Linked DNA regions of Homo sapiens: region 2 is linked to region 1. A link is a loop called in an ENCODE intact Hi-C map of the cell type or tissue named here. Cell type or tissue: gastrocnemius medialis. All regions are shown on one strand. Links, peaks and the distances in the headings refer to the core of each region. The heading gives the core; the rest is flanking DNA. Region 1 has its middle 48 kb from the start of LINC02871. Region 2 has its middle 82 kb from the start of LINC02871.

Evidence for each region. Hi-C counts contacts between places; a loop is a spot of excess contacts. Peaks named below come from ENCODE experiments on the same cell type or tissue, not always from the same donor. Only the 100,000 strongest peaks of a DNase experiment are listed, where the experiment ranks them.
Region 2: a loop joins it to region 1, with 3 times the contacts of the local background. A loop is called at or near these places in 3 of 110 quality-filtered maps.

Annotation. Positions count from the first base shown.
Region 1 is chr20:10,972,670-10,984,644 of GRCh38, reverse strand. No RefSeq gene overlaps it. Among named protein-coding and RNA genes, the nearest start is that of LINC02871, 48 kb to the left of the region's middle. In gastrocnemius medialis, for the core only: no CTCF peak of the experiment used is centred there; DNase peaks (open chromatin) are centred at 1,784, 5,764 and 6,145; H3K4me3 peaks cover 1,232 bases; H3K27ac peaks cover 4,199 bases.
Region 2 is chr20:11,102,475-11,114,449 of GRCh38, reverse strand. No RefSeq gene overlaps it. Among named protein-coding and RNA genes, the nearest start is that of LINC02871, 82 kb to the right of the region's middle. In gastrocnemius medialis, for the core only: no CTCF peak of the experiment used is centred there; a DNase peak (open chromatin) is centred at 6,169; H3K27ac peaks cover 811 bases.

The DNA.
Region 1 (11,975 bases), core at 1,488-9,487:
ATCACATTGGCACACCTGCCATTTAAACTGCTCTACCTGTAATTCTCTTTTCTGCGGTAACGGCAAAGGATGGACAAAGGCCACACCCACCTGCAGCTGCTCCTTAGAGCAATAGTTCTCAAAGTACAGTCCCCTGGGCTAGCAGCACAGGCATCCTCCCAGGAACATGTTAGAGATGTATGATCTGAGGCCCCACCCCAGGCCTGCTCAGTCAGAAACCTTCGGCGTAGGGCCAGCAATCTGAGCTGTAACAAGTTCTCCAAGTGATTCTGGTACCCACTAAAGTCTGAGAATTCCAACCATGTTGAGATGTTCATATACCTGCTGTATACATGCCATCCAGGCCTGAGATCAAGCTCTCTGCTACGAGCTACAAGGCCCTCATGACCTGACTGCGACATACAAGCTCCAGTCACAAATGTCACCTTCACCTACCTCTGCTAGGCCCAGTTTGTGCCCTCCTTGAGGACTTTTCCTGCAACCTGCTCATGCTTTGCTCTTTAACTCATTCAGTTTTTTTTGTTCAAATGTCAAACCATTTGTAAAGTAGCTTCCACCACAGACACCCTTTAAGTATCTGCCAATAGATACTGTCTAGGATTATTCTTGCAGCAGCTTTCCAAGATGAGCGATCATATTTCTCATGAGTTTGTTTGTACATTTAGGGCCCATACTCCCCAGAAAGAATGTAAAGCTCTATTAGTATAGGCACCAAGTGTTTTATACCTACTCTTCCAATATATGCACTTCCCATGTCCAAAACGTTCAGCGTAGGCCAGACGTGGTGGCTCACGCCTGTAATCCCAGCACTCTGGGAGGCCAAGGCGGGTGGATTGCTTGAGTCCAGGAGTTCAAGACCAGCCTGGGCAACATAGAAAACCCCATCTCTACTAAAAATACAAAAAAATAGCTGGGCATTGTGGCACATGCCTGTAATCCCCGCTACTCGGGAGGCTGAGGTGGTAGGACCACCTGCGACTGGGAGGTTGAGGCTGCAGCGAGGCAAGATTGCACCACTACACTCCAGCCTGGACAACCAGATTAAGACCCTGTCTCAAAGAAAAAAAAAATGTTCAGCATAGATACTTTCTTCTCCCACCCCTTCTCAGAACCTATTCTCACTCACATTGTTATAAATAAATGCAAATGCAGAGAAGAGAAAATATTTACATTAGGAATTTTTTAAATTCAAATTTCAGGCATCTTTCAATAAGTGCTGTCTAGCCTAGTAAATGTTTGGCAAGGTCAAGTGGGGCCCCTAAAATACTATCCCTTAGGCATCTAACAAAGGGCCTATAATGTTTTCCAATAGAGGAGCTTATAGAACAAATGTTTCCTTTATCCCAAGCACAAGATTGCCTTTGCTCTAAGAAACTGTGTCTGTTAAGAGCTAGATAGGCAAGTCATAATCAAAATTCAGAGCCTATACTAACTACATATCTAATTATGGAACATGTATTTATACTTTCTATCTCCCTTTTATCTTCATATGTGTTTCTTAAAGCTCAACTTTGAGACAGAAATGTGAATTTGAAGAGGTGTGACTGAGGATTCTGGGGCTCAGCCACAATGCGGCAGGTTATTTTATTGGTCTTTCAACAAAATATGCTTGAATGGCGTTAATTTTGCTTCCGTAATGGCTTAAATGCATCCAAGAGGCATTAGAGTCACTCACTCTTAGCAAAGATGGAAGAATAACACAGATGACAGTGCATTTAGAAAGAGGCAGACAGTGCCCGTGCTGGCTCCAGTCCTCTGTCATCAGAGATATGAGCTCTAGGTTGGCCGCTGAGCATTAGCCCATGTAGCCTGAGATGAGTTCATGGGGCTGGAATTCAAAACACTAACCAGCTGTGGGAACCCAGTGAGAAGCCTGTCACACTGAATGGTATCCAGATTAGAGCTGTGAGAATTTGGGAAAACCCTCCTCGCTAAATAAGTGTACTTCTTCATCTTCTTTCTTTCTTTCCTTTTTAAGTTTGCAATGTTTGACACAACCCTGAACCTATAGCCATGCATATTAACAATGGAGAAAAGGCAACTCTAAAAATGTTTGTTGAAGCAATGAGGGGACGTCGTAAGACTGAGTGGATGTTGGATGACCTTGTAATTATAATTTTTAGGTGTGATAATAGCATTAGGTTTATGCAGCAAAATATCCATAACTCTTTAGAGATGTGTAATGTGGAATGTAGGGGTGAAATAAAATGACACTTGGAATTTGCTTTTAAATAATTCAGAAAAAAACAGAGAGGAAAAGGAATAGATTAAACAAGTGTTGCAAGCCCTCAGTAATTGTTGAATCCGAAGTGGATTGTGAGGGTTTAAAAGAATATTCTCTCTCCTTGTAAAAGTACGTTTCAAAATAAACATAATAAAATTTATTATAAAAAAGGAAAGATAAATAATGCTAGACCAAAGGAAAAGTTATTTTCTCAGGAATGTAAAAATGCTTTTTCAGCTAAGGATTTTTCTCAAGGCCAGCCACTGTCAAATAAATAATCCACAAATTCAAAAAATGATAAACTTGTGTTCTTGGGTTTTGGAGTCTTAAGGACTCCCTTCCATGATTTATGCATTGATAGGAGTAGGCAGAAAAACTTCAATAAATGAACCAGAAAGTGGAAATGGCACATTACTTTATTTGCTACTAGATTGTCAAATACTGTTTGTAGCATTGGCCATAATGGGAATAGAACAAGATAGAGATTTGGGGTCCCATGTCTGCTTCTGTATTTTTTCCCATGAGTCCCTGTCTGACTTTCAGTGAACATGTTTATACTTCAGTTTCCACATCTGTAAAATCACAAGGTTCTACAATGTTAGAGCTAAGGTTTCTTTCAGGCCTGAAAGTAAAAATTCCAGATTATATTAGTAAATCTGCTTCAGTAACATGGGATATTAAAAAAAAGGTCAAGTTCTAGATATGAACTGGCAAATCAGGAGACCGCAAATTTATTCAGCCCTATTGAATTCTCAACACAGAAAACCCAAGTGTAACAACCTTTGCTCTTAAGAAAGTCTGACTGGCAAAAGAAATAATATAGAAAATAAACAGGTTTCAAAAGAGGTCCTAGCCTCAGCATAATTCTATTAAGAAAAAAAGACATATTGCCAACTAAAATATTTTGTGTGTTTCTAACACTGAGAATAATGGATATAAATGGCCCTGATTTATGCTTCAAAAAAGTTCAAAAATAACTTTTATTTCCTTCACAGTGATTGAAAACCACATGAAAACATGTACTTCTAGTGAAATTAAACTGTTTGAGATAGGAGAGTTAGGAGAGAAGAATGAGATCTACAAGACCACCCAAACCATTTTCTATTAGTCTCTGAAAAGGTTAGCAGGTGTTGGCTCTGCAAATAATGACTGCTTTCACAAAGATGCCCTATGTGGGAGCAGCATTTGGTGTACAAAGCTACGGCCCATTTTATTCTGGGGTCTTGCTTTTGGCCACGTGGTGCCTTCCACAGTCTGCCACTTCTGGCTCTGGGTTTGAAATTTGAGGTTAATAAGCCACACATGACCAAGCATGCAGGATTACAATCACTGTTCGGAGACACTGGGACTGTCCTATGGGGAGAGTCCATTATGCAAATTTTTTAAGAAAACACACAAAACATTGATTATGTTACCAAAAGATTTATTTCAAAAACTCATAGGTGCCCTAGATCTCATGTTTCCAAAAGTACATGTCTCTTAAATTTACCTCTTCACTTAGAATCTGGCCCTTCTTTTTTCATTCAGATCCAACCTATTTCCTTCTAAGAGCAGCCATGCAACACTGGGGAATGGTGCCTGAGCAAGGGGGAAAAATGCATGTTATTTTAAGGTTATGAGAAACCTTGCAAAGCAGAGAGAGAATTTTTCTCATCCCAGTGTATTCTAGTAGCTTAGCTGTCATTTATTGCAGAACATAAAAACACAAAATGATGCCATCTATAATGGGACTTACAGCAAGTGTTTTCTGGTCTCAGAAAATTATCCTGTTTTCTGGTCCCATTTTCTGGTCCCAGAAAATGATCACTTTTCTTCTTAGAAGGTTCTTAAGAAATTTTTCTAAATTCTAAATTGCTACTTTCTAATCTCCTGAGACCAGTTCTTTTCTCTAGTCAGAAATGTTTCTCCAATTTGTAAATGAATGTTACTGAAGGGAGTAAGATGCAACATACACACATGCATTCATTCTAAAGTAATCCTGTGACAATGAGCATGATTCCATGTGGTTGGTCATAATTGTATTCAAGTCCATGTCATTTCTGTATTGGCGACATTTCATAAAAGTTTCAAGCTCCAAAATAAGTATTTCGGCCGCCTGATAGAAGTCATCTATTGAGTCTCTATAGTTTTACCATGAAGTCTACAATAAGGAAACACAGTCTGTTTTCTGAGTTATCTAAATCAGAAGTTCTCAATCTTGAGCCTGCATCAGAATCACCTGGAGGATTTGTTAAAATACAGATTCCATAAAAAGTTAAAGAATAAAAATACAGATTCCTGGTGCCCACCTCCAGAGTTTCTGATTCAAAAGTTGTGGGTTGAGCCAGGTGTGGTGGCTCACACCTGTAATCCTAGCGCTTTGGGAGGCTAAGGTGGGCGAATCACCTGAGATCAGGAATTCGAGACCAGACTGGCCAACACGGTGAAACCCCATCTCTACTAAAAATACAAAAATTAGCCACGTGTGGTGGCGCACTTCTGTAATCCCAGCTATTCGGGAGGCTGAGGCATGAGAATCACTTGAACCCAGGAGGTGGAGGTTGCAGTAAGCTGAGATAGATCCACTGCACTCCAGCCTGGGTGACAGAGTGACTCCATCTCAAAAAATAAATGAATAAATGAAAGTTGTGGGTTGGAACCTTAGAAATTATACTTCAAATAAGTTTCCAGGTGAATGCTGATACTGATGTTGCTGATTTGGATATCACACCTTAAGAACCACTCATCTAAATATATGTGGCATAGATGTTTCAGTAACAGAAAAGGACAATTACTCCATTCTCAGCAATCTAAACATTTTGAGTGGCCCAGTAGGTAAGAAAGGAGCCTCCCCTACCCATTTTGGAAACCAAATCTTGAACAAGCCTTGGTATAAACAGAATCACTTCAGGTTTGAGCTCAGTGATCGCAGAGTGCAATCAACTCAAAATTAGGGGAGATCTTGCTTAATATTCAGTCTAAAAAATCTTATTGGGTCACCACATAATTCTGGTTTACATAGGTGAACAAAGCATCAAGAATTTATGGGGAGAGTGGGGAAGAGTGCTGTAGTTTTCACCCTCCACCTCCACCCATCATGACTGTCATTAGCAATATGACAAAGTATCTAAAACTCTCTGAAGTTTCAGGGTTGATGTAAAGTCCCATTGACGTGACCCTGGAAAGTGAGGTTCACCACCTCGGCTGTGGCCGCTGACCTCTGTGGATAATCAGTTTCATTTCTATTACCTCTGGGTCCTTGGACATCCTGGCTGGTCCAGGCCTCCTCTTTCGTCACTGGGCCCTCTGGTTGTCCCTCATACTAAGGTGATGATGACACCAAGAATAAAGAAGTCTTTCAATAGTGATTTCCTGTATCTCGCTTATCCCAGCTCAGAAAAATCTTGCCATTCAAATGAACTGGCGTCATGGATGGAGTAGAAGAAGGGAGGGAGGGGAGAGGGAGACGGGGCAGGGGGAGGGGAATCCCTTTCAAAGCTCTCCCTGTGATCAGAGGAGCCTGGAGCAGGAAGAGGAGGAGCCCAAGGCTGGCTATTTTTAAGTTGTAATGGGAGCCTTTGGTCCCCTCTCCTCTTTCTCTCAAGCCCTTGAACAACTTGCCAAAGGCATAAATCGCCCGGGCAATTCATTCTGGCTGCACTTCCTCCCTACTCAAATTGGCAAGCAAGTGCATGCAAAGCCATGCCCAGGGCAATTTGAGCCTTTCCCTCAAAATCTGCAACCTGCTTTCACAAAGTTGTCTTCCATCAGGATCAAAGCATTGCCTCCCAAATTATGTTGCTCAAGGAGGGATTTTGGGAAAAGACAACACCACAGCTTGGGGTGGAAGCTAAGTCTTGAAACACAAGAGACCAACATGGCTCCTACTCTACCCATGACCACAGGGGAAGGGACCGAGTGGTCACTTTGGCTCTAGTGATGAAGTAGCAAGTTCGTTAAGCACACAGATGGGCATGTTGGCACCTCTCCTGGTCTCACTCTGGAGGTCAGGGGAGGAAATCACAGCAATGACTGGGCCAAGCCAATTGGAGGAAAGAGAAAATTAGCCCTGGGTTGACACAGAAAAGTCTCAGACAGGAGAAAGGCAACGCTCAATTTACCCTTCTGAGCTACTTACTCTTGGTGTTAAAAGGGGTGTTATCTGTTCCAGGAAAGACAACTAATGCCTGAGTTAACACCTGTTACCTCTGTATTATTTTTAGGCTCTTCCATCACACAAAGGAGAGCAGGGCCTGTTACACTTCAGGCTTCAGACTGCACTCAGTTTTCTCAGGTTCCCCTGCACACAAAGGCCCTAAATAATTTTCCATAGAGACCTGGCAAGGCCAGGTAGCCAGATCTCAGGGTGGCCGCTGAACCTGGGCATGTGAGCTCAGTTATCTGTCCCTAGCAGGATCTGCATTATCACCCCATTTGATTTTCCCATCCAATTGGTGGTCTATTCCTGCTGAAGCAATACTTAACCATAAGAAAATATATATTATATATATAATTTATAGATATTATATATTATATATAATTTATAGATATTATATATTATATCTATAAATTATATATATATTATATATAATATATGTATAATATATATATATAATCAGCATGGTGTGGTCAATCTAAGAAAAAATGAATAGTTCCAAGACCCAATCATTGTCTCTGGTAAAAAATATCAGTGCATTAGCTGGATATCCACATTGAGAGGCCAGCACTGGGGACTTCCTGGGATATATTCACCTGTGTCTTCTTAATTTTTGTAGAGAAAATGCAGTTGTCACCTGCGACACCTGGGAAGTCTGAAAATGCCCTTGGCAATCAGTCTGATCTACTCAAAGAAGAGGCCTCCAGTTGTGCTTGTCAAGGGCAAGGCCATCAGACTGCCCAGAATTGTGGGAAGGTGATGCAACCAAAGACACTTGAGCCCACTCCTGCCCCAACAGCCTCCCCTCCCCTGCCAGTACCAGACCACCGCCAGGATTGTTTGCCATAGCTGTACTCTTTAATATTCCTTCCCATCAATTTCTTCTTGCTTAAATCAAGTCATTGAAAAAGAAAACAATAAATCTTCGTGGGACAAAGTGGAAATAGAAATTTGGAAACTGAAGTATATGAGAAGCTCCAATAGAACATAACAGAAAATAAGCAGAAACTCTTCCTGCCCTAGACTCCAAGGCTGAGGCCTGCTTCTCTCCCTTTAAAAGGGAGACTCACAAGAGTTAGAGAGGCGATGGAGATGCATTAGCAGGAAATGGAGATTGTCTATCTAATCAGAAGAAAGGAAAGAGATGGAAAAGGGATCAAAAAGGCATCTCACAATTGGGATTCAATGTTATTTAGCTCTGGTCTGGGTCAGCATCCCAAATAAATCATTTCAAGAAATAACTAAGGCTATATTTTTCAAACTCTTTTTTAGCCATGACACACTGAAAAAAACAGGTTGTATTTTGCAGATTACACACACACACACATACACACACACACTTACCTTTACAAATTGTAATGCACTCTGATGTTTCTTGTTCTTTCCTATTTGTTTTTCTAAAAAACACTAGTTGTGACCCATATGTGTGTTATCAGCCACAGTTTTTAAAACACTGCCTTCAACCTTGGGAGACATTGGTTATACCCACATCCCTAACCCCCATTCAGTGTAAAAATCCCCTCCACACCATTCTCAGTTATCCTATCGTGACTTGTTCAGCACACGCAATCCCCGTTATTCAAATACTCTTCAGCTTCCTGTCTTTACCACTGAAATGTATTATCTTTCTCCCCTGAGCTAAATTGTGGCAATTCTTTTAGCTTATGAGAAAATCAGATGTCCCTTATATTTTATTGTTGAAAATGCTACATAAATGCAAAACTGACTAAATTTAATCTTGACACAGCTGGGTATCTGGAAATTTAAATACTTTTTTCCTACTGCTTTGGTCCTCACAAATAAATAGGATACTATAATTAAGCATATCTGTCACTGATGTCGGTGATGGGCATAAAAGAAGAAATAGTGATTTTCCTTCCTCCTGATAGACTACCTCCACGTGCTTACAAGTAAAACTTGTCTGCCATGGGAATCGGTATGCCTCAAAAGTGAGGCACATAAAAGACACGTTGGACTGGATGAGCCGTTTTTGTGCAGCCACTACTCTGATCATGTGCCACCCTGGGAGAAATTACACCGTGCATCATTGCATCATTGGGCTTGCCAACAGCAGGACTGAAAATGAGGCATATCCTGGAAAAAAACAACTTTCTTCTGACATAAAATCCTGGAATAAGATCATATCCCAGGATCTTGTAGTTTCATCACTTAGAGAACAATGTCAGAAACTTTCATCTGTGGATTTTGGTTTTCTGCTTTGTAGAATAACAAATGTAGTCGGATCTTATTTTTAGATTCTTTTAATTGTATGCCATTGTTCTCAATTCAAAACTCCAGGCATAAAATTATATCATATAAATGGCAAGACAATGAAATTGATGGTAATCCTGCATTTTATACCCAAAATAACTTCAATAACAATAGCTAACATTTCAAAATCGAATTATGTGCCATGGACCTTCCTAAGTATTTTCTTGGCACTTAGCTCAATTAATCCTAACATTAACCCTATGAGGTAGTGTAACAGACTGAATGTTTTGCATCCTCCTCAAAATTCATATGCTGAAATTCTAGCTCCCAAGGTAGAACCTTTGGGAGGTGATGAGGTCTTGAGGGCCAAGTCCTCATGAATGAGATCAGTGGCCTTACAAAAGAAACCCCAGAGAGCTAACTCACCCCTTCCACCATGTGAAGACACAGCAAGCAGGTGCTGGCTATGAGAAAGCGGGCCCTTGCCACACACAGAATCTGCTGGCAACTTGATCTTGGACTTCCCAGCCTCCAAAACTGTGAGAAATAAATTTGTGTTTATAAAGCATCCCATTTAAGGTATTTTTGTTGGAGCAGCATAAATAGATTAAGATAGGTATTGCTGTTATTGCCAAGTTACAGAAGAGGAGACTGAGGCCTAGATATATGAGATGAATTTCCCAAGGTCATGCAACTCATTGACAATTTCCCAAGGTCATACAACTCATTGACAGAACCACAGCCAAACTTAAAACCAATATTCTTAACCACCTTTTTGTATTGTTGAATTCTCTCACAAGTAATTCAACAAAGACCCTAGTATTAGGATGGAAGAATAACAAGGCTTTCAGAGGAGGACTCAAATAGGTGGTAAAATGATTTAATAAGCACAACAGTATAATGATTAAGTGGATGAAACAGCTTTGACAAAAATATCTATTTTCTGTAGGTTCCCAGAGGACACCTCCATCAGATTTTGTCCCTCACCCTCCTTCTCCCACTAACAGACAAGAACATGGCTGCCTTCAAGTGTTTTAGGAAAGTTGTACTCAAAGTGTGTCCCCAAGATGAGCAGCATCACCGTCACCTAGGAACATGTTAGGAATGCAAGCTCTTATATCTCACTTGTTTTAATACAGGTTTTATTGTTGTTTTGGTAAGGCAGGGCCAACAGATCAGGAGACCACTGGCACTGAAAAGACAGTGTATTCTGCACAGTTTCCAAGAGAAGGGGCCACCCCACACCATGGACAGGGCCACATGGGAAAGATCTGGGTGGCTCAGGAGGCAGAGGGAGATGGGAGAAATGTGGACGAGAGCCTTGACTGTGGTTCCCATGGGCAGGAACTGCCAGGAAGGGTAAGCAGGCTTAGGATTGAATAATTCCCCCAGGATTTGGGGTAAGGGGGTTATCCCTACTTGTTTGGTCCCTGGCCCTGGGGAGATTAGGTGGATAGCGGCCTGGAGTCTGAGAGCCAGACAAAGGAGGCAGGTCGGATGGGGGCTCTGAATTGGTTGGTTTGCATTTGAAAGGTGTGTAACAGGTGAGTTGTTCACTGCCTCTTGGAATCGACAAACCCTTGGAAGGGTAGTGACCCCAGGATCAGCAATGCCCCAAATGTCAAAGCATCAGCACCCCAAAAATAAAAGACGTAGCTAGTACATCACTCTAGATTGCTAATTACAGCTTGTGATCCACAGTTTTAGAATTTACTTTCCCACATTTTACATAGCACAAGGAGCTATATGTATGTTGTACATACCTGAATTTTTCCTTTCCTCAAGAATTAACAACTTTAAAGAAGCTTTCTTTAAAGACATTAAATACACATGAAGACTTCAAATAATACTATGTATTTCTTTATGTCCCCCAAACAGCTGCGTATCTAAATTAGAATTAAAACAGCCAACGTTTTCAATAATAAATAGTACACAGAGGCATTCCAGTATACCCTTCAAGACTTGAGGCTTAGCACTATTCACAATAGCAAAGACATGGAATCAATCCAGGCACCCATCAAGAGCGTACTGCTTAAAGAAAATGTGGTACATGTACACCATGGAATACTACACAGCCATAAAAAAACCAACAAAATCATGTCCTTTGCAGCAACATGTACGCAGCTGGAGGCTATTATCCTAAGCAAATAAACACAAAAACAGAAAATTAGATACCACATATTCCCACTTATAAAGGGGAGCTAAATAGAGGGTACTCGTGGACATAAAGATGGCAGCAGTAGACACTGGGGACTACTAAAGAAGGGAGGCAGGAAGGAAGAAAGGGTTGAAAAACTGACTCTTGGGTATCATGCTGAGTACCTGGGTAACAGGATCAATCATATCCCAAACCTCAGCATCACACAATATATCCAGGTAACAAACCTGAACGTGTACCCCTGAGTCTAAAATAAGAGTTGAAATTATTTTTTTCAAAAAGAGAAAATTAATATTAGGTAAAACCTAAGGCAGTATGAAGAAGCTATGCATTTTAATTAATGAGAATGTATCAGTATTGGTTCACTCATTGTAACAAATATACCATACTAATGTAAGATCGCAATAGAGGAGGAAACTGGGTGAAGAGGTATATGGGAACTCTTTGTACTATATTTTAAATTTTCCTGTAATTCTAAAACTTGTTTTAAAATTCTATTTAAAAAAATTTAAAAAAAAAACTTAATGCTTAATCGTCAGAATGATCAGAAAGCTTTGGAGCCAAGGGCACTAGATAACCTTTTTGAAGTTTTACCTCAGAAAACTTCATTCCATTTTTTTTTCTGGAATTTTCCATTAATTTCTGAAGGACCTGCTTCTAAGCTTGGTCAACAACAAAAACTGTTGTTTCATGTATATTGGGAAAATTATAGAACTTAACTGTTTACGACCAAAATTTTTATTTTGAATCCATGCTTTGAAAATAGATTGATGTTGAAGATGGAAAAAGATGACAGATTTGGAACCCAGTCCTAGTTGTGCCTTATTAGTTGTATGACCCTGGACAAGTGAATAAGTCCCTATGGGATTTGAGTTCGCTCTCTGTGGTGCCAGGGTGTTGGATAAGAAGATATCTCAAAGCAAATGTGCCTCATCTGTATCTAAAGGCTTCTCACTGAAAAATTCCTTGAAGAGGACAATGCTTTTACCATGGTCAAATATAAATGAATTTTTCTACCTGCTTCAAGTTCCAAAATCCTAAGGGCAATTGTTATTTAAGACACCCTGGTCTACATGTCTGTGTATCATAGGAGTTCTCAATCTCAGTTGTGCATCAGAACTGTTTGGGGAAGTTTTTAAAATGTCAATGTCTGGAATTGATTCCCAGAGATTGTTCTTGGATCCATCTCAGGCATAGGAATTTTTTAAAGCTCCCTGGGTGACGCTAATGTGCACTCAGCACTGAGA
Region 2 (11,975 bases), core at 1,600-9,599, 130 kb before region 1:
AAATATGGGAGGTTTTCAGTTTGGACAGTTGAATTAATAGTAGTGTCAGTAACTGGGACAGAAAATACAGAAAGAGAAACAGGATCATGGAGAAACTGTAATTAATTCCATTCTGGACATCTGGGCTTCAAATACTACCAAAACAAGCAGTGTGAAGGCTGCCATTGACAAGTGGCAAATATCCTTGATGACATACAACAAAAACTTGAATCATAGACATTTATTAAACTCCCAGTATGTGCAAAGGATTGGAAAAGATCCTACGGGGTGGGCAAAGCACCTTAGGGTATAGTTCCTGACCATAGGGGCTTAATAATGTAGGAATGAGTACAACATGAACATATAAAAATGTGACTAAGAATGGTTCAGAGAAAATGTTGTGGGAGAGATGGGAAAGAACCTAGGCCTTGAAAGACAGATGGGGTGGAGCAAAGAAGGGAAGGGAAAGAAGTTCTCAGTGAAAGGCTTGGAGGGGTTGTTAAGAAATGTGCTTCGGTGAGACCAGAAATAGCTGGACTGGAGTTAACTTGTGAAAAAAGGAGAGAAAATAAACATGGGCCGAAAAACTGATGTTAACTTTTGAGCCTTCTTAAGTTAATATGCAACAAATATACATATTTGGGGGTACAGGTAATATGTTGATGCATTCATTTAATACACAAATATCAAATCAGGATAATCGGGATATACTCACCTTAAATATTTTTTCGTTACACTAGAAGCATTCAAAATATTTTCTTCTAGCTGTTTTGACATGTACAATAGATTATTCTTAACTGTAGTCACCATAATGATCTATCAAATAGTAGGTCTTATTTCTTTTATCTAACCGTATATACGTACCCATTGATCAACCTCAGCTTTTGAGCATTTTTATTTTTACGTTTGTTGTATTTTAGAGACAGGTTTCTCTCTGTTTCCCAGGCTGGAGCACAGTGGCATGTTTATAACTCACTACAGACTCAAACGCTAAAGCTCAAGCAGTCCTTGCGCCTCAGCCTTCCAAGTAGCTGGCATCACAGGGGTGCATCACCATGCCCAGCCAATTTTTTTTTTTTTTTTTTTTTTTTTTTAGGGAGATGGAATCTCACTATGTTGCCTAGGCTGGTCTCAAGGTCCTGGGTTCAAGTCATCCTCCTGCCTTGGCCTCACAAAGTGCTGGGTTTATAGGTGTGAGCCACTAAGCCTGGCCTTTTTGAGCATTTTTTAATGTCAAGCACAGTTGTTTGAACTGGACTGAGGCAACAGAAAGGAACCTTTGGTAAATATCCTAACCAGTGAATAAAATGAACACAGTATGGAGGACCTGCTCTTCTGAAATATACTCGAATTGCTTATTCCTCTCTCCATTCTTTAAACATTAAACAAATGTTTACTTAGTAGCTACTAAGAGCCAGGTGCTATAAATGAGTATGAAATTGGATAAGAACTGAACACCTCTTTCAGCATTTGGACAAGACATAATGTGGAGTCACAGTAATAGAGATGAGTTTGGAATAAGAGAATTTGTCATCGCATTCCAGCTTTATTACTGAACAACTGCATGGTGTGGACAAGTCACTCATTTGTGCTCAGTGTTTTTCCTGTTCTTTTATTTATTTGTTTGTTTTTATGTTAGGCAGTCTTCTTAACTGTTTTCTGTTTTCTTTGTCTTTTCTCTCTCTCCTGCTTACATATCATGAAGTTAAAGTTTTTATTATTGTTTTACCAAAATTAGATCATACTGACAGATTTCTGTATATCTTGCTATTATCCATGGGAAAATAATTGTTGAAAACTTTCCTAGTGTACAACTAATTCATAGTGTACAACTAATTCATAGTGTTTGCTACTGATATTGAATAGATACATTCAACAATTCTGTTTTGCCTTCATCTGTTTTCGCCTTTGTAACAAAGCTAGAATAAACACTTTTGTCCATATTTATTTATTTCCTCGTTCTTTCTGTGAAAGAAATCTTCAGAATAAGAAATCCTGGATATACTAATTCTTATTTTTATAACTTTTTTTTTTTTTAACAGAGTCTCGCTCTGTCGCCCAGACTGGAGTGCAGTGGTGCGATCTTGGCTCACTGAAACCTCCGCCTCCCGGGTTCAAGTGATTCTCCTGCCTCAGCCTCCCGAGTAGCTGAGATTACCAGCACCCGTCATCATGCCCAGCTAATTTTTGTATTTTGGTAAGGACAGGGTTTCACCATGTTAGCCAGGCTGCTCTCGAACTTCTGACCTTGTGATCCGCCCGCCTTGGCCTCCCAAAGTGCTGAGATTACAGGCATGAGCCACTGCGCCCGGCCTTTTATAACATTTAAAAATGCATTAGGTTTTGTCATTTTGCTTTCCAAAAGGCCTGAAGCAATGTATAGACCTATATGACAGCAGTGGTTCTCAAAGTTTCGTGTGTATTGGAATCATCTGGAAAGTTTGTTAAAACACAGTTTCCTGAATCTCACCTCTGGAGATTACTTGTGTGAATACCTATCTTCAGTGATAATGTTACTTAATTGTTGACAGTGTACAGGATATAAAGTAATATCTTATTGTGCTTGCATTGACTGCTACAAAGTGTGAAAAAATTTCAAGCATTTGTTGGTCATTTGGATTCACTTTTCTGTATATTGTTTCTCATATCCTTTGTCTATTTGTTTTCTGTTAAATTTCTTTTTCCTGAAATTATCTTTTGCAGAGCATCAGCAATTTCCCTGGTCTCTTCATGTGCTCAAACATTTGAAGGGGTTTAATTGTCTCTCCTTCTTCCTGCTAATGCAAGTGATGATGAAAATGTAGATGCAAAGCTCCTTTCCACAAGCGTAATGAACATGCTTCACTTCAAACTGGAAATTTGGCATTCTTAATTAAACACTGTAGCTGAGGTATCTTTCCCCATGTGTCTTGTCGTACTGTTTCACTAAATAAACAAAGAAAGAAAGAAATAAAGAAACAAAAACAGTATTTCAAGATCTATATGCAGATCTTCCATCTCAGATGTAAAATAAAGTGATGCAGTGAGTCATTTTCCTACTTATTACATACAGTTGTAATGTTTAAGACAGGAAAACACCTATTATTGGTTCTCAAGTCATTCCGGGAAAAATTCTTTCACTGGGACTCACAACTTCAAGATTGACTACTTTGATTATGGTAGCCTGAAAGCACTTTGAAAGGAGGAACATTTTCTCATGTGTATTTCCAGTCATTAAAGCACCTAGAGCAGAATTCTGGACTTAGTGCATGCTCAGCTAATGGATATATTCAGCATTATAAATCTATGTCTATAGCTTTAGGGGTTATAGAGGTAATAGAAGTTAGAGGTCTGTAACATAGAGGTTTCAACTGAACCTATAATATGCCAAGTCTATGTTTTAAAAAATGGGGTTTATTATATTTGTATTTTATAATTTGACAGCCTTTCCTTCATACCACACTGTGCATGAAAGATGGTTAGTCAGCTCTCCAGTCTAAAAGAAATTTCCCCCAAATGATCATTTCAAACTAAGGGTATTCTGGGAAAAAGTCAATGCAGGGAGTCTGGAAACAACTCTAAACCTCAAAAGGGATTCAGATTACGTTCGTCTTCAGGGACATACAGGGACAGACTTGAAGGCTTACATTGGCTCAGTGAGAATTCCCATCTCCAGTGTTGGCCATCACTAAGCAGCGGCTCCATATTATGACAAGGGCATAACCCAGGTTCAGAAACTGCCAATAGTTTGTGGCACAAATGTTTGGTCACTAAGGGCAGAAATCCCCAAACATCTGGGGACTTGTGGTTTAACGGGATATGTACTTGTCAGTACTGTTCTAAAATGATTCTATTTTAAAGCAACTTGCTGAGCACTATGAATATGCTTCTGGTATAGAAAAGAGTATCCACTTTGTTTGTTTTGCTTGTGATTTTCCTTGTTTTTAGACTGGGAATAAATTGAAGGCCATGTAATCCACAGTTTGCAAGATGAAATGCTTGCAAACAGGTTGTAGCAATTGTAAAAATAGCCAAAACATTTTGCAGCTTTTCTCTTCAAGAGATGGAGTATTTTCCTCCACTGCTTGAATCTGAGTTATCCCTGTCACTTGCTTTGAATAATAGAATACAACAGAAATGACAATGAATCAGTGCCAAGCCTAGGACCCAACGGGCCTTTCAACTTGTGTTCCTGCACCCTTGCAACACAGAAGCTGCCATATGAAGTTCAAGTTAGCTTGCTGAATGATTTGGCTCAGAAATATCTATTACCCCAGGTGACAGGCAATCAATACCCACAAGCAGAGACACCTTACTAAATGGCAGTTGATCCAAGATGAGTAAATGAGACCAGGCAAGACCAACAGAATTGCCTAACTAAAACCATCAAATTACTGACCCTAGAATGTTGAGCTAAGTAAATAGCTGTGCTTTAGCCATTAAGCCTAGTTTAATCCGTATAAATGTAAGACATTATGTTTTGCAGTTATTTGTTACATGGAAAAAGCCAACTGATACACAAATGCATGCATACATTCATAAAAACAAGGTAATAAGGAGTGGTGAGGGCTGTGGCAAACTGAGAAAGGCATGCCTATTTAAAATAATTTAAATATAGTTTTTGTTTGTTTGTTTGTTTGTTTCGAGACGGAGTCTTGCTTGTTGCCCAGGCTGGGGTGCAGTGGCATGATCTCAGCACGCTGCAACCTCCACCTCCTGGGTTCAAGTGATTTTCCTGCCTCAGCCCCCGAAGTAACTGTGACTACAGGCATACACCACCATGCCTGGCTAATTTTTGTATTTTTCGTAGGGATGGGGTTTCACCGTATTGGTCAGGTTGGTCTCAAACTCCTGACCTCAGTGATCCACCCGCCTCGGCTTCCCAAAGCTTTGGGATTCCAGGCGTGAGCCATCGCGCCCAGCCTTAAATATAGATTTTAAAGAAACTCAACTTGCCATAGGAAACACATCTGGAAGTTGCTTGCCAGCCAAGAGTGTTTGTCTTCTGACCTAGTCAATTCCCTCAACCTTACAAACGAGGAAATTGGTCCAGAAAGTGACTTACATGGCCATGGCTAGTTCATGCCAGAGCAAAAATAGAATTAAGGTCTTCTGATATCCTGTAAAGGCCCTTTTTCTTCAACAAGGGGCTGGCTGTTCTATCTGAAACAAGCATAGCCTGAAGATAAGAAAAGGACAGCATGAAACTAAAATCGTTCAATTTTTTATTGGGGGGGTCTCAAATTTATTTTAGGAAAATTGTTTCAGAATGAGGGAAAGAATCCTGTGATTTAATTTTGAGGAAAAAAACATTCTTAGAAATGTTTCATAAACTGAAAATATTCTGTCCACTGAACATATTACCTTTGCCCATTAATTATAATTTTTGTATGTTCTGGAACCCAGAGAGAGTAACGAAGTTCTTGAAGTCTTAAAATGAATGGAAAATGATCCTGTTACATAACTCTTTGATAAACTAACTCCTGTCCAGTTACATAAGAGAATAACAAAACCCGTATTATATGTCCTCTGAACACATAACGCCACCTTTTGTAATTGTGCAAATTACTACCTTTAAAATGAGTTTCATCACTGGTGATATAAGTCATATCATAAAGGATAAACAGACGTTTTGACAGGTATCAGACATTTGGCTACAAAAGAAAAACAAGTTGTAGAGTCCATTTTCATTCAATGCTGTTTCTTTGAAGCAGACAGAAACCCAATGATGTCTCACACCACACCATGTGTTTATTTGATATTTTTGCATGGAGGCTGACTCTTTTACCCATGCTACAAGCTTCTCTTGCACTGAGCCACTAAATAGGGGTTGGCAAATGGAGAGGTTTAATTTAAACTGTGTATTTTCTTATCTGGGTTTTGCCTATCCTAACAAGGTGTTGTTGATTTGTTCAATGCAGCCCAAGACTAAAATAAATTTAAATACAAAGAAACAATGTGGTGTTGGCATCCTTCTGTGTGGTTAGCATCTGTGTATTGTGAAGGTATTTAGAAATGCCTTTTGGAATGCGGATGCAAGCAAGCACACCTAAGTATACGCAGGAGACATGGGAAGCACTGTGAAGGAGAGTAGGGTGGCAGGCATGAAGCAGAGAACAAGAGCACAGCCCAATTCCCATTACTTAATACAACGCATTGTGAGGCCAGAGCCTCGTGGGAGCCAATCACCAGCTGACAAAATTAGATTCTGAATCATGCTTTGTAATTCTTTCTAATGCCAGCCAGGGATGAGAGCCTGCTCTGGGAACTAGTCCCTCCCAGAACCTACCCCCCACCCAGTGTTCCTTATCAGCCCCCAGCCAGCTGTCAGCTTGTAAGGTTGCTGGACAGAGCATTTAATTCTCAAGGTTATGCATTAATATTCAAATTCTTTCTTATCCATAGACTGTGACTTAAGCATGAACTTTTTTTTTCCATCTCCACCCTCTTTCCTGCGTGAATTTCCTTCCATAGATTTTACCCCAAAACCTTTGAATTGAATGGCCACAGAAAGGAGAGCCATTTACAAAACGTGTCCTGAGCCAGTTCTTCTGCAACATAGGCATATCCCCAGAGAAATGCTCTTTATTTTCCAATTACAAAAACAAATCTTATTAAATATTATTTAAAATACATCTCCACCCCTAAATCCTCTTTTCCCCTCCAGCTGATGTCTGAAGTTGTTGGCAAGTAAATTGGAATTAGTTACGGTGGAAAATAAAGCTATCAGAATGTAGCCAGATATCTCATATTGCTTAGGATGGCCCTGGGTTTCACACGGATGCCTTGGAGAATACAAAGATTAGGACATTTACCAGGCAAAACTTAAATGATCTCAACAACAAAAATACACCTGCATGTTTACTAGGAACCATACAACTAAAAGGTGTGCATTATGAGAGATCTAAAAGCAATCCGTGCTATTTCATGTCAGAATGCATTTTGGCCTCAACTATCAGACTAATTTAAAGAAAACTTAATGGGGTTTTGGTTTTGTGTTAGTTAATGCTAGTGTTCATTATCTGTACAAAGCACCTTGATGTTTAATTTACTTTCCATTTGTGGGATAACTCACAGTCCAATGTAGGAAAGTCCTGTTCACTCAATTGAATAAACAGTTATCAGTGGCAATCTGCACCGAAGGCACAGGCACTTTAAAGGATACAGAGATACAAGGACGATGCCTGCTCTCATGGATTTTTTATTATAAGCAGGCAGGTAGATCTTTTGCAAATTTCCATCTAGACTCTCCACTAGCTTTAGGGCTTTGAATAAATTATTTAAATGTTCTAGCCAGAAGGATCACTTGAGGCCAGGAGTTCAAGACCAATGTCAGCAATATAGTGAGACCCCTTCTCTACAAAAAACAAAATTAGCCAGGTGTGGTGTCGCACCTGTAGTCCTAGTTACTCAGGAGGCTGAGGCAGGAGGATCCCTTCAACTCAGGAGTTTGAGGCTACAGTGAGCTGTGATCATGCTTCTGCTCTCCAGCCTGGATGACAGAGCAAGACCCTGTCTCTATAAATAAATAAATAATAAAATAAATAAATAATACTCTAAGCTTCAGTTTCCTCACGTATAAAGCGATAACCTCAATGTTTTTTCTTAGGCTTGAAGAAACCAAAACATAGGCATTAGCCTTAACACACTGCTCAAAACACAGTAAGCCAAAAATAAGTATTATATGATTATTAGCTATTCTGATAGAAAAGATAAACTTATCTTTCAAAAAACTAACAATTTTAGATAAGATGCTGGAGCTCAGAGCCAGGTTTTAGAAATATTATAAAGCACATGGGGAGTATCTTCAGTTTATCTTCAAGTGTCCTTTAAACATAACCCTTTCCTTGTTTGAGAGCTGCAACCCAGGTAACCATGCCCTCAGGGTTATGGGAATGGACCTAGACATGGCCTACTGCAGAGGCAAGCTCATTCTTGACTTCCTACCTTTGATCAATACTCACCGGACATGTGTGCCATACACTCAGGGCTCCACTTTCTTTCGTATTAATCTAATAAAACAAACCAAACAAGAATGATGACTGGGACCAATGGGTCCTTCTAGGTGTCATCTTAAATGTCTTCCATGAGGCTATGTTTCAATTCTAAAAACAAAATGATGGTAGGAAATTTAAGCACCTGGATGATTGCTTAGAGTAAGGGAAGAATTGCATGCCCCTGAAACCCCCCTGGAGGACAGACATCCACCCATCATTTCTACTTGTATAAAGTTGAACTGACTTCTCATTTTAAAAATAGAAACTAACATACAAACCTAATGGTCTAAAACCAGAAGAGATAGCCATTTCCTAAGTATAATCTTTCTCTAATTTAGGAATACAACTAAAGATTCCAGTATAACTAATATAGAATCAAAGTAAAAATGAAAGTAATAAATTTTCCTTTTTTATCATTATATAATAAAATGTGCCTTACTATATAGTCTTTTGGTTTCTTAATTGTATTAGCATATAAAATGTTAATTAAATTTAATTATATGGCTTAAATGTCCGATATGTTAAAATTAATCTTAAAGGATGTATTTCATATTGAAGTTTATGGTTTAATAATTACCTTTGGGAATAGTATTAGAAACTCAACAAATTTGTTTCTTGTCACTCAAGTATAACCACAAGGTGACATTTGATCTCTAAAGTTCTCCAACTTGCTGGCTAAACTGCAATCTTCATTAAATCCAATTATCAGTCTACTCCCACGCCTGCACCTACACAACTGGATGTGGCTGGAGAAAAATACAAGCCTATGCTGACTGTTCTTACTTCAATGATGAATAACCTTATGGGGTGTCCCAGCGCTGCCCAAAACCACATTGCATTTTCTTGGTTCATTGAATCTCTCACTCTTAGGAGGACTGTGTGATCCCTTCTCCATTCTCCGCAAACATCTGGCACTTCCTACCATCTTCCCGGTTAGCTGATAACCTTGCTCCTGCTTCATGGAGATGACAGAAGCAATCAGATCAGACCTCACAAGTTGTCATCACATTATATACTGTCCTATCTGCCCATGAGCCCATATAATCAATCTATCTTCTCTCCTGGTGCTACGAGCTGCCAGGTATCTATCTAGGGCGAACTCTTCCATTCTCATTTACTAGAGGATATTGCTCCAGCAATTCATCCCTTTCTTCTGTATCATCAGTGGTTCCTTTGTTCTTTTTGATCTATTTCTATCATGGTATATTCAGACTCTTAATACCTTTCATCATTATAAAACAAAGTTGTCTATTAATACTACTTTCACCTCCCAGAAAAGACCCTATTTTTTCCTTCCTTCTCACAGAAAACCTTCTAGAAATAAGTATCTATATACCTACCGTCCATTTTTAAATTTCTATCCTTAACCCACTCCATTCAGGTTTTTGTTCCTACTACCCTACTAAAAGTGAAGGTTATTAGTGACCTCAACTTTGATAAACAAAATAGTTAATTTTTGTCTAATTCAGTCAGCAGCACTAGATTATTTTCTTTTTTATCATAATTTTAACTTTAGTTTTAGATTCACAGGGCTGCATGTGCAGGTTTGTTACCTGGGTATACTGCGTGATGCTGCGGTTTGGGTTACAATTGATCCCATCAACCAGGTACTGAGCATAGTATTCATTAGTTAGTTTTTCAACCCTTTCTCTCTTTTAATATTCCCTAGTTTCTATTGCTGCCATCTTTATATCCATAAGTAACCCACGTTTAGCTCCCACTTATATGTGAGAACATGCAATTTTTTTTTTTTTTACTTTTAAAATTTTTATTTATTTTTAAGATGGCGTCGCACTCTGTCATCCAGGCTGGAGTGCAGTGGTGCAATCTTGGCTCACTGCAACCCCTGCCTTCCGGGTTCAAGCAGTTCTCCTGCCTCAGTCTCCTGAGTAGCCAGGACTACAGACGCATGCCACCAAAGCCGGCTAATTTTTTGTATTTTTAGTAGAGATGGGGTTTTGCCATGTTGGCCAGGCTGGTCTTGAACTCCTGACATCAAGTGATATGCCTGCCTCTGCCTCCCAAATTGCCGGGATTACAGGAGTGAGCCACTGCACCACACCGGGCCAATTTCCTTCTTTTTTAATGGCTGCATAGTATTTCATGGTGTATATATATATACCATATTTTATTTATCCAATCCACCTTTGATGGGCGCCTAGGTTGATTCCATGTCTTTGTTTTTGTGAGTAGTGATACAATGAACCTGTGAGTGCATGTGTCTTTTTTGTAGTACAACTTATTATCTTTTGGAAATATACCCAGTAATGAAATTGCTGAGTCAAATGGTAGTTCTGTCTTAAGTTTTTTGAAACATTTTCAAACTTCTTTCCACAATGGCTGAACTAATTTACATTCCCACCAACAGCATGTAAGTGTTCATTTTTCTCCTCAGCCTCACCAGCATCTGTTATTTTTTGACTTTTTAGTAGTAACCATTCTGACTCATGTGAGATAGTATATCATTGTGGTTTTCATCTACATTTCTCTGATAATTAGTGATGTGGAACATTTTTTCATATGTTTGTTGGCTGCCTCTATGTCTTTTTCTGAGATGTGTCTGTTCATGTTTTGCCCATTTTTTAATGGCGTTATTTGTTTTTTGTTTAGCCAATTCTTTTTTGTGGATGGAGTCTCACTCTGTCACCCAGGCTGGATTGCAGTGGCACGATCTCATCTCACTGCAACCTCTGCCTCCTGGGTTCAAGCGATTCTCCTGCCTCAGCCTCCCGAGTAGCTGGGACTGCAGATATGTGCCACCATGGCTGGCTAATTTTTGTATTTTTTTAGTAGGGACAGGGTTTTGCCATGTTGGCCAAGCTGGTCTCAAACTCCTGACCTCAGGTGATCCACCCACCTTGGCCTCCCAAAGTGCTGGGATTACAGGCGTGAGTCAGGATGCCCAGCCTTGCTTGTTCAATTCTTTAATTTCCTTATAGATTCTGGATATTAGACCTTTGTTGAATGTGTAGTTTGTGAATACTTTCTCCCATTCTATATGTTGTCTGTTTATTCTGTTGATCTTTTCTTTTGCTGTCCAGAAGCTCTTTAGTTAAATTAGGTCCCACTTGTCAACATTTGTTTTTGTTGCAATTGCTTTTGAAAGCTTAGTCATAAATTATTTCTCAAGGCAGATGTCCAATATTGTGTTTCCTAAGTTTTCTTCCAGGATTCAAAGTTTCATCCTACAAAGTCAATATTCAAAAATCAGTAGCACTTCTATACACCAATAAAGTTCAAGCTGAGAGCCAAATCAAGAATGCAATCCATTTACAATAGCCACAAAAAATACCTGCGAATATATCTAAACAAGGAGGTGCAAGATCTCTACAAGGAGAACTACAAAATATTGCTGAAATAAATTATAGATGACACAAACAAATGGAAAAACATTACCTGCTCACAGATTGGAAGAATCAGTATTATTAAAATGGCCATACTGCCCAAAACAATCTATAAAAGCAAAACTATTCCTATCAAACTACCAAACTACCAACGTCATTTTTCACAGAACTAGGAAAACTTCTAAAATTTATATAAAACTAAAAGAAAGAGCCCAAATAACCAAAGCAATCCTAAGCAAAAAGAACAAAGCCGGAAGCATCACATTACCAGACTTGAAACTACACTATAAGGCTATAGTGACCAAAACAGCACGGTACTGAAAAATTCAGGCACATAGAACAATGGAACAGAATAGAGAACCCATAAATAAAGCCACAAACTTACAATCATCTGATCTTCAACAAAGTCAACAAAAATAGGCAAGGGGGAAAGGACTCTCTATTCAATAAGCGGTGCTGGGATAGCAAGTTAGACATATGCACAGAAGAATAAAACTGGACCCCTATCTTTCACCATATACAAAATTAACTCAAAATAGATTAAATGTTTTAAATATTTTCCTTTTTGGAAACACCTTCTACAGTTGACTTGCAGGACATCAAATTCACCTGGTTTTCTCCCACCCCACAGTTTCTTCAGTCAGATTTCCCGGTTCCTACTAGTCTTCTTAAACTC